Regions from separate parts of the Homo sapiens genome. Here region 2 is linked to region 1. A link is an interaction called in ENCODE POLR2A ChIA-PET data of the cell type or tissue named here. Cell type or tissue: OCI-LY7. All regions are shown on one strand.

Region 1 (5,000 bases):
TGTGTTATATTTCCACAAACCCTGTACAACCTTAGAAAATGCAGGAGATGCTATTCTTTGAATTTCGGCCCAGTAAAGGGGGCCAATCTCTTGCAGTTTGTACTATACCTGGAGCTATGTAGCCAGGAGCAGCTGTCGCCCCAACAAAAGCTCCCCTTGTTAGAGTTCCTCTTCCTCTGCCCCGAACAGCTTGGACTGCTGCAGACACAGCTGTATTCACAACGCCCTTTGCCTGTTAAAATAACACATTTTCATTACTGAAAGAAATAAGAACCATTTTATTTCTTCTATCATCTCTTCAACGCACAACAACTATGAGAAACTGTGAGCACGTGGGTGAGACCATGAGCTGTCTGTGATCTTGAACCTTCAATTTATCATCTGAAAAACAAAAATGATACCTACCTTACAGAGATGTTAAGAGAATATGCAAATAACTTCTTTTTGCTTGAGGGTTATCCAGAAAGAGTTCATTTTCTACACCAAATTTCAGTAATCAATTTATATCCAAAGTCATTTTAGGCCTTACTAAAGTAATCATACACACTTGGTACCTAGGTTCCAAATCCAGTAAATTATCTGCCAACAGGCAGAAAATATCTGAGCAACTAATTACATAGAATTAACTGCGAATCTGAGTGGGGCTAGTGGGGGGAAAACATAAAGGACTAAGACAGGAGGACCAAAGATGAGGATGCCAGTTCCTGCTCTAAGTAACTGTGACCTCAGGAAGGTAATATGATTTCTTGGAGCCCGATTCCTCTGCTGTTTGTGTATGTATGTATCCACTACTAATTATCTTTTTTTGGTTTTTTTTTTTGAGACGGAGTCTCGCTCTGTCACCCAGGCTGGAGTGCAATGGTGCGATCTCGACTCACTGCAACCTCCACCTTCCCAGGTTCAAGTGATTCTCCTGCCTCAGCCTCCCAAGTAACTGGAATTACAGGCACCCGCCACCACACCTGGCTAATTTTCGTATTTTTAGTAGAGACAGGGTTTCACCATGTTGACCAGGCTGGTCTTGACTCCTGACCTCAAGTGATCTGCCCACCTCAGCTTCCTTTCAAAGTGCTGGGATTACAGGTGTGAGCCACCGCACCTGGCCCCATTATTAAATAAATAAATACCACTTTGAAAGCCCCTTCTTTCTCTAAAATGCCATAATCTATGGAAATCTCCCCACTAATTAAAAATGTGGATAATGATACCCACTTTGTTTTCCTTAGAGTTGAAACAGTAACCGAGAATTATAAAATGAGAATAATGATACTTTGTTTTCCTTAGAGTAGAAAGAACAACGAGAGAACAGATATAAAAACATTCTAAAAATACAACAGATAACACCGGGAGTAACAGTAAACAGGACTGTTGAAAAACCTCTTTTCCAAACTAAATTTTAAGAAAATCAAAAGGTGTCTAGTTTCAAATTGAATATTATACTTATAGAAATGCAACAAAAACTCAAGCTAGAAACAATTAAGATTCCCCACTATAACCAAGGTGCAAGAAAGTGGTGCAAAGCCTCAAAGCGTACTCTATGATAAAGTCAACAGTGTCTAAGAAGCTGAAAGAGTCAGAATACATACACATTGGTTTATCTCACTTTGAAAATGCAACATCCTTTATTCTTTCCAGGATAACCTCTACCTCTAGTATGAATGGGCAGGAACCTCTACCTCTAGTATGAATGGGCAGGAGACAGTTTCAAGGTTAACTGTGTCATGCACAGGGACTGCCGTTTTTGTTTTTCTCTGAAATAAACCAACCCACATATCCAAAATAGATTGCTTCTTGGCCGTCAAGCACATTGAACACATGAGTTTTATAGCTTATAGTATGGAAAATTTCTAAAAATGAGTGAACTTCATGTAGACATCTTTCTTTTTTTAACATGACTTAGTCAAAAGTAGTCAGCAAGCAACAATCTGGCAGTAGCAGAATGATTCCACACAAATCTAGCTCATGTCTAGTAGAACAAACTTAACTACCTAATAAATATTTGCACATGGGCTTTTTAAACTAAAATTAACTGACCAAACATAAGATGTAATATGGGAAAAAACACCATAAAACAAGCTCATAAAACAAGAATCATCTTTCAACTAATTTAGAACATACTTTGTTCTATGTTTACCAGAAGATTTTAGAAAATAAAATCTACTTGTTTTCGACATGCGTAATTTAAAGGCTTTAAAAATTTTTTCATCTCATTAAAATAAGTTTTCTCTACCTTTTGGATCCTAGAATTTAAGCAGTGTTTATTATAGCAAATACAAGAAATTTAAATGAATACAAAACAAATTTTGAGATGGATACAATATGCAATAGTAAAATGTCCATGGCCTTTGGGAGAACTACCTGGTTCTAGAAGGAACCCCCACCATCAATTAGCTGTGTTACCACAGGCAAGTATTTCCATTTCTTTGGGCCTTGTTTCCTTACCTGTAAAATAAGATCAATTCTACCCTCCTACAATGGACATAGCATACATAATGGAATCTAAATATAATGTTTAATGTAGAATTAAACAATCTAAGCTTCTTTTTATTACGTTAAGCATTTTTAATTTCTATCATATAATATATTCAGATGTTATGTTATTATACCAGTACTCTCTATGAGGCACAATGTGTCTTATATTTACTTACTCTTTCCCTCACTATCAGGCATATGATGTATGACTAGAAAATGTTTTTTGAATGCATAAATGAATGGATGGAAGAATCTCATATCCACAAGCATGTAATTAGAGGGCCATCTTTTCTAAATACCTTGCTAAGATCCTGGACATTCAGTAGCACTGACATTCCCAGTGTCAGTAATGAACAGACACAATACAGCGCCAAATTTTATGCGGTCGGCAAAGGAAACCCAAAATAAACAATGCAAAAGCACGAAACTGCAAAGGAACTGGAAGAGCACCCGCAGGCTGATGAAAGCAAAGCCCCAGGTGCTCCTGGCAGCTTCCCCAAACTAAACTGCTTAGACCTCACTAAGGTCCAAATCACCTCAAAACCTGACTTCATCAAGAATGACCTCAACCCTCCAAATAATGCTAATAGCCTCATATATACATATAAATATAAATATACATGTACATATATATTTTGTTTAGAAAGTCCATAGAACATGAAACCACTAATCAAATTTATATTATTCGTGACCTAACCCAAAGCAAAGGTCACCAAGTCCAAGAAAAGGAAACAACTTCAGAAAAAGCTAAAGTGCCACATGGACAGGAAAGAAAATTTAATTCCTCTAACATTTTTCACAGGTTCTGCAAAGGTTTAATGTTTACTCATACCTGAGGGATAATCTTCTTTTTCTTATTATTTGCCGCATTGGGTCCAGAAAACAGTTTCTCCAAGGCAGCTAAAGCTGCACTCGCCTTTGCCACTTTCTTATTTGGACCTGCGCCTCTGAATTTCTGTCCATCTACTTCTACCTACAATCAAGAATAACACCTTGCAATTATCCCATGCAATTCCTCTATGTCCTTTTAATTTAAATAGATTATGACACAGAAAACACCAAAAATCAAATAGTGCCACAAGAACTGACTCAGTCTAAAACTTTACATTAAGTTCAGGATATCCTATGTCTTTGAGAAGAAAGATAAGGCTGGCTTGTGTCTGGGTACACACCTCCATTACAAAGCGCTTGTCATGGCTTCCACCAGTCTCTGAGATGAGTTCATACTTGAGACCTCTTCTTTTTTCATTGAGCTCCATTACAGGGTTTTTGCCACTTGCTGTGAGGATAGGGCCCTGAGTTCTTACCTATAAGAGAAAGGGAATCTGAAGGTTCAATCAAGTAAGATTTTAGAATATTACATTTCTTATTAATACAATTATGCTAAGAAGGAGGCTCAAAAATTCTACTTCAAAGCACTCAGGGGCTAGAATGAGTCACCTCTTTACACAAATGGCAAAATATCATTAAAGCTGTAAAAACTCTACAAGCAGTAAACATTGCAGTCATCTGGCCAGCCTTCCTTCGAAGCAGTATTCAAGACCAATCAATGCAACCTCACCACTGTGGGCCACTCCAGGCTCTGCTCTGTAGTGTTCGTGATCTAAGAATAATACTCTAAATTACTAATAACGAGAATAGAACAGTTTGGATTCACGTGATGCCTAAGGGTTCATCATTTTTCTTCTTTAGGGTTAGGAAGAAATAACTCTCAATTTGGGATGTTAGAGGGTAAATGTTCCCATACACCTCTCAGTCACTCTAAACAGATTTAAGGGGACCTAAGGTAAAAACAGTTGGCTATAGACTATGGATTCTGAAATTTTAAAATAACAATAAAGGCAGTCACTCTCTGCCCTCAAGGAGCTAGAGTGTAGTGGGAGGGACAGATATCATCACTGCAAAATAACGTATGTTAAAGAGGAGATACATGCTATGGAAATAACTGATTTGAGGAAGGATAAGAATAGAAGTAGTGAAATAATTCATGCAAGAGCATGAAGGTGCAAATGAAAACAGAGGCTAGCATCAAAAGCAAACTAACAAATAAACCCACAAAATACAACTATAATTTTGAGAAAGGAGAAACCAAAAGATAGGGCACTTTTTGAGGTCAGAGATCATGTCTGTAATTCCACCACACAAGAAATGCTGAACACACAAAATAAATGTCCAAAAGTGTTAATTTTGTTTTTTTTGTTTGTTGTTGTTGTTGTTTTGAGACAGAGTCTCGCTCTGTGGCCCAGGCTGGAGTGCAGTGGTGCAATCTCGGCTCACTGCAACCTCCACCTCCTGGGTTCAGGTAATTCCTGCCTCAGCGTCCCAAGTAGCTGGAATTGCAGGCACCTGCCACCACACCCGGCTAATTTTTGTATTTTTAGTAGAGACAGGGTATCGCCACGTTGGCCAGGGTGCACTCAAACTCCTGACCTCAGGTGATCCGCCTGCCTCAGCCTCCCAAAGTGCTGGGATTACAGGTGTGCACCACCATGCCCAGCCCAAAATATTAAGTATTACATATATAAACC
Region 2 (5,000 bases), 220 kb after region 1:
CCTCTCTATGGGGCCCTAGGGAGGATGAGGACCCCATTTTGCAGTGAAGGAAACCAAGGCTCAGAGAGGGACGGGGACTTATGAGCTGGGCTCTGCTGGCAGGCGACTTGGGCTCCATAGAGGGGTGGGGCATGGTGGCGGGGGGCGGGGTGGCTGCTCCTCTCTGTTCTCTGCATACAAAGCACGTGAGATCCCGGTCTGTGGATCGGTGCTCTGTCCCCTGCCCTGTGATGCTCACACACCCACACTCCGCACACCTGTGTGGCATGCCCAAGGGCACACAGCACCACAGGGACAGGTGCTACAGACACATGTGGATCTACCAGCACATGCACCTACCTACACACATGGCATGTGCCTGCACACCAATGTGCACACCCCAACACGCACATGTGGACATGTGTGCATTCACACTCAGTGTGCACTCACAGGGGACCTGGAGGCACAGAGTGGATGGAGGCTGTGGGGGGTCTGGACACTGGTGTGTACACTCAACCCATCAGGCCTGCTGGGTTGCCCAGGGGCAGCCTTTCCTCTGCCATTTCTGTGCTGGGAGCGCCATCCCTGGGGATCCCTAAAAGTTGGTGGGGTACACTGCAGGCATGACCATTTCTGCATGCTGGTACCCTAGACTGCCTGCCGGGAGGGGAGGGATTGGGGATTTTGTCACTTGAAAACCAATTTCCATCCTGGAGGGGATGGGGGCTTCTGGAGGCCATGGGCCCCTGGCTTTTCTCCCCACCCCTGCCAGGCCCTGAGCTGGGCCTCTCCATCCTGGGCCCAATTTGCCACAAAGGCCCGGCTGGTTGCCATGGAGAGGACCAAGCATCTTGGAGTACAATGGGGCACGTTGGGCTCTCATATCCACCCTCCCTTCCCCAAACACCCAGGGAGCCCAGCAGACAAAGGGGCAGTGAGTCCAGGCCCCAAGTCCGGCCCCTCCTCCAGCCAGAAGGGGGTGGGGGCCTGCAGGACAGAAGCAGAGATGGAGCAGAAAGCCACACACATTCAACCCAATGTCAGGATCCTTTGGACAGTGGGTGTCTGCCTCAAGTAAAGAATTGTTAATGAGTAAGATCAGCCACTCCATGGCAGGCACTGTGCTATTATTAACGAGGTCTAATTTAATTCTCCCAACAGCCTATGAAGTCAGCTCTGATACCCCTAGTTTACAGAGGAGGTAAACGAGGCCCAGAGATGGCCAGTCCCAGAGCCAGGAAGCCCCAGAGCCAGTGCTGGGATTTCACAGTACACTGTGCTACTTGCCTAGGCAAAGTCACGTCTCTTCTCTGTCTCTACAAAACGAGGACAGACTGGCTTACTCCGAGCGCTGGTATAAGGATTGGAAGAGAATGCAGTGAGCGGTTCCCCACCCCAGGTTTTGGCATGGAACCCCCAATTTCAAGGGAAATTTTAGATGGAAGCCCATGAATAGTTAATAGTAAAATTGTTAAAAGTGGCCTGTTTGGGTGGCAGGTGGGGAACCCCACCTGCTCTGTCTCCCCCTCACTTCAGGAGGTAACTCCCTGGAACTGTGCTCTGAGCCCAAACTCTCAAGGGTTGGTCAGTGCCAGGCACAGGGTAGGTGCTCCGTCCCTGACAGCTATTGTTGCAATTACTGTTATCAAAATTATGTCTTTTAACCTCAGAAGGTAAACATTTTTGAAAAAGAGTATGCCAAATTATTCTGCCCAAAAGAGAATTTCACCCTTTCCTGATGACTGAGTGAGTGTCTGCAAGCCTCCATGGTTATTCAGCCCTACCCTTGTAGGGTAGAGCCTTGGGGCCCAGGGATATTAGATGAACAATTTCTTCCCCTATGCTAGAAGTTCCCACACCTTATGAGATCTTAGGTCGCTTCTTAGAAATATTCTGTCTCTTGATTTGTTGGGACAGGAAGCTTCCCCAGTAAATGCTTCTTTTTTTGTTTGTGGTTTTTCGTTTTTGTTTTGTTTTTTTTTTTTTTTTTTTTTTTTTAAGAAAGGGTCTCACCCTGTTGCCCTGGCTGCAGTGCAGTGGCAAAATCATAGCCCACTGTAGCCTCGACACCCTGGGCTCAAGCCATCCTCCCACCTCAGCCTCCCAAGCAGCTGGGACTACAGGGACCCACCCCATGCTTGGCTTATTTCGTTTTGTTTTCATAGAGCCAGCGTCTCACTATGTTTGCACAGGCTGGTCTTGAGCTCCTGGCCTGAAGTGATCCTCCCACCTCAGCTTCCCAAAGTGCTGGGATTACAGGTGTGAGCCACTGCACCTGGCTTCAGTAAAACACTTCTCATCAGTTGTTGGCTGTTATAAACAGGCCCATTCTAAGTGCATGAAAAGTAGGAGTTACTAATGAGTGAGGCCTGAGACACAGTGGGATTACTGACAGCTGGGTTCTGGATAGACGGGGAAGATTGCCTGCTCTGCCCAGGCTGATATTGGAAGCTGTATTCCTGTGAAAACCTTTAGAGATTTTTTTTTTTTCCTGGGTGAGGCAGCTGTAATGTACTAAAGCAACAATATGTGAGTGGCAATTTAGGGTTTGTAAAGTGAAAATTTCACATGCATTGGGAGATGTGGACCTCTGGGAAATCAGGAGCTGATCTGATTCTTCGTCTCAACCTGGGCAAAATTATCAACCTCTCTGAGTTACAAAAACAGAAATTTTCTTAATGGCACCCACCTTTTCTGGTCTGAATCAAGTATAACAATGTAATAATAGATGCACAGGCCCAAGCACATAGTACACACTCAGTAAACAGCTGGGTCCTCCTGCCCCTCCCCAGGACAGGGCAGCAGGTCGAAGGGGAGGGGCGGGCGTCGGTTAATCCCTCCCTGCCAGGTCGGCCCAGGCAGCCTGAGGTCAGGAGGGATTTGTAAAGATAAGCACAGGCCCCTCGTTGCCCTGGCAACAGGCCCCGCCCCTCCAGCCTGGCCCGGGAAGGGGGGACAGCCCCTCCTCCGCCCTGCTGCCCTCCACACCCCGCCCCTCCTTGCCTCTCCTGTCTGGCCTGGGCTATCGTGGCCTCCTAGGCTCACTCCTGGAAGACAGAGACAACCTGAGGTCAGCGGTTCCCACACCTAAAAGTGAAAGGAATCCCCCAGGAGCAGGTTGCGATGCAGATTCTCAGGCTCAGGGCCCAGTGGTTCTAAATTTGGGGTCTGGAGTGGGTTCCAGGAATCTGTATTCTTAATGTGGGCCCGTGATTCCGGGAAGCTTGGAGTGAGGCCCTGGGTTTGGATTCCAGCCTCCCTTGGGCTGTGGACTGTGAGGCTGCTTCGAGTCTCCCTTTCCTGAGCTGTAAAACAGGCATCATAATCCTATCCACCTCGGAGGTAAATGCCAAGATCAACTGAGATGACACATGAAAGATGGCTGTCCCTCCCAGGCAGGACTGTGGCACTATTGCATGCCTCCCAGGACGGGCAGCTCCTTCCCTTCCTGCCTGGCTCTGACTGGAGAAATTCCTTCCTCCCATGGGGTTGGACTCTGTCTCCCGGGCTCTGTCATTTAGAGCCCATCTGCTCCCATGGTCCTGGGAAGATCCCTTGTGACAAGGCACCTCCCCCGCCCCCCAGGATCCTTTCCCCGGTGCTGCCTCCCCAGCGTGGTCCCAGCTGCTCTGAGATAGGGGGCAAAGCTTCAGATTGGATGGGCGGGGAGGGGGGGGGGTTCCTTGCACTGCACAGGTGAGGGACAGTGCTCTGTGGGAATTAAGTGAGGGACCTGTTGGCACAGGCGCTGGCAGCCGGGGCCCTTTACCATGGGTTATGAGTGCTGCACCCTCCTGAGCAGTGCTGGCCACACCCAGTCCCAGGGCTGTGCCCTGCATCACCTTGGTGAATCCTTTCAACACCTCCATGAGATGGGCACTTTTTGCACCCCAGATACAAACCAGGACTGCCCGATGCCCCAAACCTGTGCCCTTTCCTGGGGGAGCTGGAAGGATGCGGGTCAGGCCACAGGACAGCCCTGCCTGGAATGCGGATGACGCCTGAGAGGCTGCCAGCCTTATCTGGGGGGCTTCACCAGAGTGGGGGAGGGAAGGGTGCAGGGTCTGAGCTGTTCTGGGGTCTGGTGAGTGTCTAGATGACAACCTGGGTGGGGGAGGGGCACCTTTGGGAGCTCCGGATGGGGGTGGGGGGAGGAATGGAGGCTGTGTCTTCTGGAGGCTCTCCTCCCCCATCCCTTACCGAGTTGTTACCAAAAGCAGCCCTTGACTGCGGTGCTGGGGAGCTGAATAGTTCAGCATTTGATGAGGGGATTCTTTTATGATCTAATTTTCAGACTGGGAAACGGAGGCTCTGTAGGAGAAATGACTTACCCAGGGTCTCATAGCTAGGAACTTTCTGAGCTGAAATTGAACCCAGGTCTGTTTCACTTCAAAGCTCAAGTTCTCACCTGGGCATTGTGGTGACAAGGCTCTCAGGAAGGCAGGAGGAGAGGAAGGGGGATGAGGATCTCTGGGCGTGGCTTCCAAGCCGGTTGGTGACCCTCTGTTAGAGCCCCGGTGCTGGAAGCATCATGGTGGCCAGGGGCAGGTGTCCGTGAGCCATCTCAATACCTGCTCTGTACCATGCGACCTTGGCCAGGCCGGCCACTCAGGTGTTTGCTGATGGGGGATGAAATTAGGGCCAGGGACCCTCTAGAAGTTCCTAGGCCAGTGGCTGGCAGGGGGTGGGTAGTGATGTGGAGAAGGGGTAGGAATGAGACCAGCGGAGCACACGATCCCTGCTTTTGAAGTTGTCCACCCATCCTCCAGAGGTTGAGGTCGGGCCCATCTCCAGTTTCACCCAGGGATGGAGTTACCAGACCCCTGGCAGAAGAGGTGGAGGGGGCAGTGGGAGGAGCCTCACCCTCTGGGGCCTCCTTGGATGGATGGGGCCTGCAGGAGGGAGACCCCTCCCCAGGTGGAGCTGAAATAATCCAGATAGACCTTGAAGCCTGTCCCAGCGAACACTAACTTGCTGTGTGAAGTGGACAGGGCTGGGCAGGCTCAGCAAGCCTTCACTTT

Evidence for each region. ChIA-PET counts read pairs that join two places held together with the same protein. Peaks named below come from ENCODE experiments on the same cell type or tissue, not always from the same donor. Only the 100,000 strongest peaks of a DNase experiment are listed, where the experiment ranks them.
Region 2: POLR2A ChIA-PET joins it to region 1 with 6 read pairs; 1 of 35 experiments calls an interaction of 5 or more read pairs at or near these places.

What each region holds. Positions count from the first base shown.
Region 1 is chr9:123,132,737-123,137,736 of GRCh38, forward strand. STRBP (spermatid perinuclear RNA binding protein) reads right to left here. Exons shown (of 19, transcript NM_018387.5): 15 at 3,645-3,779; 16 at 3,305-3,445; 17 at 109-232. Among named protein-coding and RNA genes, the nearest start is that of MIR600HG, 20 kb to the left of the region's middle. In OCI-LY7, no CTCF peak of the experiment used is centred here; DNase peaks (open chromatin) are centred at 175 and 2,935; H3K4me3 peaks cover 628 bases; H3K27ac peaks cover 4,446 bases.
Region 2 is chr9:123,357,490-123,362,489 of GRCh38, forward strand. All of the region lies in intron 1 of CRB2 (crumbs cell polarity complex component 2), which reads left to right. Among named protein-coding and RNA genes, the nearest start is that of CRB2, 3.8 kb to the left of the region's middle. RefSeq lists an enhancer at 389-1,056. In OCI-LY7, no CTCF peak of the experiment used is centred here; a DNase peak (open chromatin) is centred at 2,892.